Regions from separate parts of the Homo sapiens genome. Here region 1 is linked to region 2. A link is an interaction called in ENCODE POLR2A ChIA-PET data of the cell type or tissue named here. Cell type or tissue: A673. All regions are shown on one strand. Region 1 overlaps LOC124901389 (a long non-coding RNA gene). Region 2 has its middle 42 kb from the start of FAM184A.

Evidence for each region. ChIA-PET counts read pairs that join two places held together with the same protein. Peaks named below come from ENCODE experiments on the same cell type or tissue, not always from the same donor. Only the 100,000 strongest peaks of a DNase experiment are listed, where the experiment ranks them.
Region 1: POLR2A ChIA-PET joins it to region 2 with 6 read pairs; 3 of 35 experiments call an interaction of 5 or more read pairs at or near these places.

The regions. Positions count from the first base shown.
Region 1 is chr6:118,942,014-118,947,013 of GRCh38, reverse strand. All of the region lies in intron 1 of LOC124901389 (a long non-coding RNA gene), which reads right to left. Among named protein-coding and RNA genes, the nearest start is that of MCM9, 9.4 kb to the right of the region's middle. In A673, no CTCF peak of the experiment used is centred here; no DNase peak of the experiment used is centred here; H3K4me3 peaks cover 263 bases.
Region 2 is chr6:119,117,874-119,122,873 of GRCh38, reverse strand. It overlaps a transcript of FAM184A not described here. Among named protein-coding and RNA genes, the nearest start is that of FAM184A, 42 kb to the right of the region's middle. In A673, no CTCF peak of the experiment used is centred here; a DNase peak (open chromatin) is centred at 2,703.

The DNA of each region.
Region 1 (5,000 bases), 180 kb after region 2:
TCTATGTGCTGATGAAAAGAAGTATATTCTGCAGTTGTTGGGTAGAATGTTCTGTAAATATCTGTTAAGTCCATTTGTTCTAGGGTAGAGTTTAAATCCATTAGACTTTCTGTCTTGATGACCTGTCTAGTGCTATCAGTGGAGTATTAAAGTCCCCCACTATTATTGTGTTGCCACCTATCTCATTTCTTAGGTCTAGTAATAATTGTTTTATAAATTTGGGAGATCCAGTGTTAGGTTCATATATATTTAAGATTGTGATATTTTCCTGTTGGATTGATCCTTTTATCATTATATAATGCCCTCTTTGTCTTTTTTAACTGTTGTTGCTTTTGATATAAGAATAGCTACTCCTGCTTGCTTTTGGCATCCATTTGCATGGAATTTTTTTTTTTTTTTTGAGATGGAATCTCGCACTACCACTTAGGCTGAAGTGCAGTGGTGTGATCTCTGCTCACTGCAAGCTCTGCCTCCCGTGTTCACACCATTCTCCTGCCTCAGCATCCCGAGTAGCTAGGACTACAGGTGCCCACCACCATGCCCGGCTAACTTGTTGTATTTTTAGTACAGACGGAGTGTCACCGTGTTAGCCAGGATGGTCTCAATCTCCTGACCTCATGATCTGCCCGCCTCAGCCTCCCAAAGTGCTGGGATTATAGGTGTGAGCCACTGCGCCCGGCATGGAGTATCTTTTTCTACCCCTTTACCTTAAGTTTATGTGAGTCTTTATGTGTTAGGCGAGTCTCTTGAAGATAGCATTCTGCCATTCTATATTTTTAAATGGAACATTTAGACCATTTACATTCAACGTTAGTACTGAGGTATGGGGTACTGTTTTATTCATCATGCTAGTTGTTGCCTGAATACCTTGGGTTTTTTTTTTTATTGTGTTATTGTTTTATAGGCCCTGTGAGATTTATGCTTTAAGGAGATTCTATTTTGGTGTGTTTTGAGTTTTGTTTCAAGATTTAGAGCTCCTTTTAGCAGTTCTTGTAGTCCTGGCTTACTAGTGGAAAATTCTCTTAGCATTTGTTTGCCTGAAAAAGACTTTATCTGTCCTTCATTTATGAAGTTGTTTTGCTGGATACAAAATTCTTGGCTGGCAATTATTTTCTTTTAGGAGGCTAAAGATAGGACCCCAATCCCTTCTGTCTCGTAGAGTTTCACTAAGAAATCTGCAGTTAATCTGATAGGTTTTCCTTTACAGTTTACCTGATGCTTTTGCCTTACAGCTCTTAAGATTCTTTCCTTTATCTTGACTTTAGATAACCTGATGACTATGTGCCTAGGTGATGATGATCTTTTAGTGATAAATTTCCCAGGTGTTCTTTGAGCTTCTTGTATTTGGGTGTCTAGATCTTTAGTGAGGCCATGAAAGTTTTCCTTGATTATTCCCTCAAATAAGTTTTCCAAACTTTTGGATTTCTCTTCTTCCTCAGGAATGCCAATTATTCTTAGGTTTGGCCATTTAACATAATCCCAAATTTCTTGAGGCTTTGTTCATTTTTTAAGATTCATTTTTTTCCTTTGTCTTTGTCAATTGAGTTAATTTGAGAGTCTTTTCTTTGAGCTCTGAAGTCCTTTCTTCTACTTGTTCTAGGCTATTGTTGACACTTTCCAGTGAACTTTGTATTTCTCTAAGAGTGTCTTTCATTTCCAGAAGTTGTGATTGTTTTTTCTTTCTAATATCTATTTCTCTGGAGATTTTTTCATTCATATCCTGTATTTTTGTTTTTATTTCATTAAGTTGGTTTTCACCTTTCTCTGGTGTCTCCTTCAGTAGCTTAATAATCAACCTAAATTAATTATGTGGCAATTAAGAGATTTCTTCTTCGTTTGAATCCATTGCTGGGGAATTAGTGTGGCCTTTTGGGGGTGATATGAAACTTAGTTTTGTCCTATTACCCAAATTGTTTCTCTGATTCCTTCTCATTTGGGTAGACTATTTTAGTGGAAAAATCTGGAACTCAAAAACTGCTGTTCGGATTCTTTTGTCCCATGCAGTGATCCCTTGATGTGGTGCATTCTGCCTTCCTGGATGGGGCTTCCTTGGAGCCTGATTGCAGTGATTGTTATTGCCCTTCTAGGTCTAGCCACCCAGCAGGGCTATCAGGCTTCAGACTGGTGCTAGAAAATGTCTATAAAGAGTCCTGTGATGTGACTTATTATTGGTCTGTTCAGGTTTTCGATTTCTTCATGGCTCAATATTGGTAGGTTGTATGTGTTTAAGAATTTATCCATTTCTTCTAGATCTTCTAAGTTGTTGGTGTAAAGTTGCTCATAGAAGCCACAAATAAGCCTCTGAATTTTTGCAGTATTAGTTGTAATGTCTCCTTTTTCATCTCTGATTTTGTTTATTTGGCTCTTCTCTTGTTTTTTCTTGGACTGGGTAAAGGTTTGTCAATTTTATGTTTTCAAAAGACAAACTTTTAGTTTTGTTGATCATTTGTACTGTTTTGTTTGTTTCAATTTTATTTATTTCTGCTCTGATTTTTATTATTTCTTGTCTTCTACTAATTTTGGGTTTGAGGGCTCTTGCTTTTCTAGTTCCTTAAGATGCACTGCTAGGTTATTTAAAGCTTTTCTTCTTTTTTGATGTAGGCACTTACAGCTATAAACTTCCCTCTTAGTACTACTTTCACAGCATTCCATAAGTTTTGGTATGTTGTGTTACATTGTCATTTGTTACAAGAAGTTTTCCAGTTTTCTTAGTTTCTTCATTGAACCCCTGGTCATTCAGCACCATAGTGTTTAATTTCTATGTGTCTGTATAGTTTCCAAAATTCCTCTTGTTGTTATTGATTTCTTGTTTTATTCCATTGTGGTCAGAGAAGATGCTTGATACTATTTCAATTTTTGAAAATGTTTTAAGACTTGCTTTGTTACCTAACATATGGTCTATTCTTGAGAATAATCCGTGTGCTGAGGAAAAGAATGTGTATGTATTTATAATTGTTATATCCCCTTTCTGAATTGACCCTTTATCATTATATAGTGATCTTTTTGTCTCTTCTTATAGTTTTTGTCTTGAAATCTATTTTATCTTATATAAGTATAGCTAGTCCTGCTCTTTTTTGGTTTCCATTGCCTGGAATATCTTTTTTCCATTCCTTTGTTTTTAGTTTATGTGTGTCTTTATAGGTGGATTGTGTTTATTGTAGGCAATAGATCTTTGGGCTTATCTTTTTATCTGTTTAACTAATCTATGTCTTTTGATTGGAGAGTTTAGTCCATTTGCATGTAATGTTGTTATTGGTAAGTAAGGTCTTACTCCTGCCATTTTGTTATTTGTTTTCTGGTTGTTTTGTGGTCTTCTCTTTCTTTCCACCTTCCTTCCTGTCTTCCTTTCAGTGAAGGTGATTTTCCCTAGTGGTATGATTTAATTTCTTGCTTTTTATTATTTACATATCTACTAATTTTTTTATTCAAAGTTATGAGGCTTGCAAATACTATAACACATTAAATTTAGCTGATAGCAATTTAACACTGTTTGCATAAACTAATAAAAAACTCCAAACCTTAGCTTTGTCTCCCCACTTTTTAACTTTTTGTTGTTTCTATTTATATCTTATTGTACTTTCTATGTCTTGAAAGTTGTTGTACTTATTTTTTATTGGATCATCCTTTAGCCTTTTTACTTAAGAGTAGTTTACACACAAGAATCACAGTGTTATAATCTGTGTTCTTCTGTGTACTGATTACTACCAGTCAGTTCTGTACCTTCAAATGATTTCTTATTGCTCATTATAATCCTTTTTTTTTTTTTTGGTTTTTTTTTTTTGAGACAGAGTCTCTTTCTGTCACCTAGGCTAGAGTACAGTGGCATGATCTTGGCTCACTGCAACCTCTGCCTCCCAGGTTCAAGTGATTCTCATGCCTCAGACTCCTGAGTATCTGGGATTACAGGTGTGTTCCACCATGCCCAGCTAATTTTTGTATTTTTAGTAGAGACAGGGTTTCACCATATTGGCCAGGCTGGTCTTGAACTCCTGACCTCAAATGATCCACTCATCTTGGCCTCCCAAAATGCTGGCACTACAGGCGAACATCCTTCTATTTCTTTTTCTAAAATTTTTCTTATTTTTTGAGACGAACTCTCTCTCTCTTGCCAAGCTGGAGTGGTGCAGTGGCATGATCTTGGCTCACTGCAGCCTCTGCCTGCTGGGTTCAAGTGATTCTCCTGCCTCAGCCTCCCGAGTAGCTGGGTCTACAGGCGGGCACCACTACACCTGGCTAATTTTTGTATTTTTAGTAGAGTTGGGGTTTTACCACATTGGTCAGGCAGGTCTCGAACTCCTGACCTCAAGTGATCCACTCACCTTGGCCTCCCAGAGTGCTGGGATTACAGGTGTGAGCCACCGTGCCTAGCCCATCCTTTTATTTCTGATTGGAGAATTCCCTTTAGCATGTTTTTGTAGGACAGGTCTGGTGTTGATGAAATCCCTCAGACTTTGGGAATGTCTTTATTTCTCCTTCAGGTTTGAAGGATATTTTCACAGGATATAGTATTCTAGGATAAAAGATTTTGTCCTTCAGCTCTTTAACTATGTCATGACACTCTCACCTGGCCTGTAAGCTTTCCACTGAAACATCTGCTGCCAGATGTATTGGAGCTCCATTGTATGCTATTTGTTTCATTTCTCTTGCTGCTTTTAAGATTATTTCTTTATCCTTGACTTTTGGGAGTATGATTACTAAATGCCTTGAGGTGGTCTTCTTTAGATTAAATCTGCTTCTGTAACATTCTTGTACTTGGATATGGATATCTTTCTCTAGATTTGGGAAGTTCTCTGTTATTATCCCTTTGAATAAACTTTTTGCCCCTCTCTTTCTCTACTTCCCTTCAAGGCCAATAACTTAGATTTGTCCTTTTGAGGCTATTTTCTTGATCTTGTAGGTATGCTACATTCTTTTTATGCTTTTTTCTTCTTTTTTATTTTGTCTCCTCTGACTGTCTCTTTTGAAATAGCCTGTATTCAAGCTAATTCATTCTTCTGCTT
Region 2 (5,000 bases):
GGCTTACTGCAACCTCCACCTCCCAGGTTCAAGCAGTCCTCCCACCTCAGCCTCCCGAGTAGCTGGGACCCGAGTAGATGCATGCTACCATGCCCAGCTAATTTTTGTATTTTTTGTAGAGCCAGGGTTTTGCCATGTTGCCCAGGTCGGTGTTGAACTCCTGAACTCAAGCAATCCACCCCCTTCAGCCTTCCAAAGTGCTGGGATTACAGGCAGGAGCCACCGCGCCCCTCCCAATGCCATTTTTTGAACATGGAGAAGAAGCAGGAAGCTCAGTTGTGCATGTGCACGTTTCTCCTTTCATAAATATTCATGACTCCTTTTACAGCTTATTGAATATGTATGTTTGACCTCTCTACTTGGCATACATTCCTGTTCCTTTTGCCCTCCTCTGAAGTATCTGTTTCTGGCTTCTGGCCACAGACTATGCTTCCCAGACTGTCAGAAAGGCCACCTTGCTGGCTACAACCCTTTGTAAAAAATAAAGTCTCCTCTTCTACTCTTCTAAATTGATAAATTGTATTTTTTTTAAGTTAACACAGCAGAGGCATAAAAAAGGAGCTTGCTCTTGTTAGACCAACAATATCTGAATTCCTCTAGAAACCCTATTAATGCAAGACATTCCCTTCAGAGGCCTTTTTCCGCTTCTCCCTGACCACTAAGGCTGGAGGTCCAGAATGGAGAGGGCTGTCTCTGTAGTGCTTCTAGAAAGATCTATATCCCCACAGAGAAAGAGCAGTAGCACTCCAAAGAGATGGATTAATTAATTCACTCTGATAGAAAAGAGTTGCACTAAAAAGTTCCAAGCTGGTCATGGTGGCTCCTGCCTGTAATCCCAGCACTTTGGGAGGCCGAGGTGGGAGGACTGCTTGAGGCCAGGAGTTTGAGACCACCCTGGCCAACAACTGCATCTCTATAAAAATAAATAAGTAAAGAAACAAACAAGTAAATAAATAAAATAAAAAGTTACCAAGAGTCTACATAGAAAGGATAATAAATAGGGCCAAATTATGTTAAGCACTGTGTCACTTATCTTGGTAAAGCAGCGTTCAATACTGTTCTTTTTAACTGACAGTTCAGATCTTCATGCCTTTTTAAGAAATCACTTTGCCTTATTCTCAAACCACTTAGCCTCCTAAACTATTTAGCATGAAGCCGGATATAAGTGATATAGCTGATGGGTTAATTTACACTTAAATACCAAATAATCACTCAACTGACAGCAAATATCTTAGATGTCCTCATTAGAATGTCAGTGCTGCTAAAATATTTATAAATAAGAAAAGATGCCACTTCAAATTTGCTGACATCATTAAGTTTTGTTAATTTCTGGATTATGCAATTTCAGGGACTATTTAAAATTAACGGAAATGGCACTCAAACTAAAACTCTCATACTGCTTATGGATTTAATTTTCCTTAAAAAAGAATTTTAAAAGGCCAGGCACGGTGGCTCACGCCTATAATCCCAACAATTTGGGAGGCCCAGGTGGGCTGACTGCTTGAGCTCAAGAGTTTGAGACCAGCCTGGGCAACATGGCAAAACCCTATCTTTATTCTACAAAAAATACAAAAATTAGCCAGGTATGATGACATGCACCTGTAGGCCCAGCTACTTGGAAGGCTGAGGTGGGAGGATCTCTTGAGCCCAGGAGGTTGAGGCTAAAGTGAGCCATGATCTTGCCACTGCACTCCAGCCTGAGTGACAGAGTGAGACCCTGTCTCAAAACAAATGAAAAACTTTCCTATTAAAAATATAATACAGGGCTAGGTGTGGTGGCTCACACCTATAATCCCAGTACTTTGAGTGGCCAATGTGGGAGGATTACTGGAGGCCAGGAGTTCAACAGCAGTCTGGGCATCATATCAAGACTTCATCTCTACAAAAAAAAAAAGAAAGTTTTTCAGATGCAGTGGTACCTGCATACAGTCCTAGCTACACAGGAGTTTGAGGCAGGATGAGCATGCCACTGCACTCCAGCCTGGGCAACAGAACAAGACCCTGTCTCCTAAAAAAAAAAAAAAAGAAAGAAAGAAAGAAAGAAAGGAAGAAAGAAAGAAAGAAAGAGAAAAACCATCACTTTATTTTAGTCCATAAAATTGAGTGAAAAAAAAAAGTAATACATTTCTCCACTCAAATAGAAACAGCTCTGCCACTAGATCCTATTTCACACCCATTAGGATGGCTGTATTTAATAAGACAGACCATAGTAAGTGTTGATGAGGATATGGAGAAATTTGAACCCTCATACGTTGTTAGCGGGATTGTAAAATAGTACAGCCACTTTAGAAAACAGTTGGGAGTTCCTTAAAATGTGAAACATAGAGTTACCATATGACACAGCAACTCCACCTCTGTGTATATACTCAAGAGAACCGAAAACATTTGTCCACACATTTGAACACTAATACTGATGGCAGCATAATAGCCCCAAAGTAGAAAAAACTCAAAGGTCCATCAACTGAAGGACAGTGTCTATACAATATGTAGTGTGTCTATACAATGGAGTATTATCTGGCCATAAAGAGGAATGAATATAGATACGTACTAAAACATGGATAAACCTTGAAAACATTATGTTTCCTGAAAGATACAGAATACCATATATTGTATGATGTCACTTCTATCAAATGTCCACCACAGGCAAATCCGTAGAGAAAGTAGATTAGTGGTTGCCAGGGGCTGGGAAGAACAAGCGGATTATGAGTAACAGCAAATGGGTGCAGGGTTTCTTTTTGCAGTGATGCAACCTTCTAAAATTAGATGCTGGTGATGCTTGCACAATTCTGTGAATATGCTAAAAACAACTGACTGTGAACTGTATACTTTAGAAGAGTGAATTTTAGGGTACGTGAATTATGTCTCAATAAGACTATTATTATTATCATTTGGGGCAGGGTCTTGCTGTGTCACCCATGCTGTGCTGCAGCGGCACAATCATGGCTCACTGCAGCCTCGACCTCCTGGGCTCAAGCAATCCTCTCAACTCAGCCTCCTGGGACTACAGGCATAAACCACCATGCCCTACGAATTTTTATTTTTTATTTTTTTATTTTTTTGTATTTTGTAGAGACAGAATCTCACCATCTTGCTCAGGCCAGTCTTGAACTCCTGGACTCAAGTAATCCTCCTGCCTCTGTCTCCCAAAGTGCTGGGTTTACAGGCATGAGCCACGACACCTAGCCTCAATATAGCTATTACTTTTTTTAAAAAGGCAAAAACTGATGACATGTTGGAGAAGTTTTTTCCAGTCTCTTTTTTTCTTAATTTTATAGTTGTGGTTATTTTGTGTTCATATACTAACAATTTTTAAAGTATGCCATCTTATTACAAACTCATTATCAGGGGAACCTGCCCCCGATTTCACATGGGTTCTTTTCTATTTTCCCTAAGCACTGGCCGGTTTGAGAAATAAAGGGACAGAGTACAAAAGAGAGAAATTTTAAAGCTGGGTGTCCGGGGGAGACTTCACATGTCGGTAGTTTCTGTGATGCCCCCTGAGCTGTAAAACCAGCAAGTTTTTATTAGTGATTTTCAAAAGAGGAGGGAGCGTACGAATAGGGTGTGGGTCACAGAGATCACGTGCTTCACAAGGTAATACACTATCACAAGGCAAATGGAGGCAGGGCGAGATCGCAGGACCACAGGACCGGGGCGAAATTAAAATTGCTAATGAAGTTTTGGCACGCATTGTCATTGATAACATCTTATCGGGAGACAGGGTTTGACAGCAGACAACCAGTCTGACCAAAATTTATTAGGCGGGAATTTCCTCATCCTAATAAGCCTGGGGGCGCTATGGGAGACTGGGGCTTATTTCATCCCTACAGTTTCGACCATAGAAGACAGCCGCACCCAAGGGGGCCGTTTCAGAGGCCTACCCTTAGGGATGCATTCTCTTTCTCAGGGATGTTCCTTGCTGAGAAAAAGAATTCAGCGATATTTCTCCCATTTGCTTTTGAAAGAAGAGAAATATGGCTCTGTTCTGCCCAGCTCACTGGCGGTCAGTTTAAGGTTACCTCTCTTGTTCCCTGAACACTGCTGTTATCTTGTTTTTTTTTCAAGGTGCCCAGATTTCATATTGTTCAGACACATATGCTCTACAAACAATTTGTGCTGTTAACGCAATCATCACAGGGTCCTGAGATGACATACATCCTCCTCAGCTTACGAAAATGATGGGATTAGGAGATTAAAGTAAAGATAGGCATAGGAAATCACAAGGGTATTGATTGGGGAAGTGATAAGTGTCCATGAAATCTTCACAATTTATGTTCAGAGATTGCAGTAAAGACAGGCGTAAGAAATTATAAAAATATTAATTTGGGGATCTAATAAATGTCAATGAAATCTTCACAATTCATGTTCTTCCACCATGGCTTCAGCCAGTCCCTCTGTTTGGGGTCCCTGACTTCCCGCAACAACTCATGAGAAACATAATAGCTTTATAAACTCTGTTGAGATCATTTCCCACAATAATAAAGGTAACTATTATTGAGTGTTTAATATGAGCTAAGTATTATTCTAAGCCCTTTATATATATTGTCTTATTTAATACTGACAACAACTTTAGGAGATCAGTGATTTTTATGCTCACATTTTACATAGGAAGAAATGAATGTTAAATTAATTTTATAGCTAGTGAATGGTGGAGCCAGTGTACTGTTTTACATTCACTCCAGTTTTTCATTATTATAAAAAATAAGAATTATCCTTGATTGTGGAAGACCAAACTTCTGCATCTATGGAAAGGTCCTGGCTTAATTAATAACTGCAGGTCAGAGCTTCCCATGCCCCAAAGGCCATATACAGCAATCCAGAAAGCAAAGTTTCTGCCTTAAAATCTGAGTGATCTTTGGTGTCACTTCATCTCTTCTTGACCCTCTGGGTGATCCAGAATTTAGACCCTGCCTCCAGCTCTCTGGTCCCTGACTGCTTCTCTCCTGTAACTGAGTCCCTGACTGGTCCTGCTTCTGGGATACCCCCACCCCTGCCTGTTT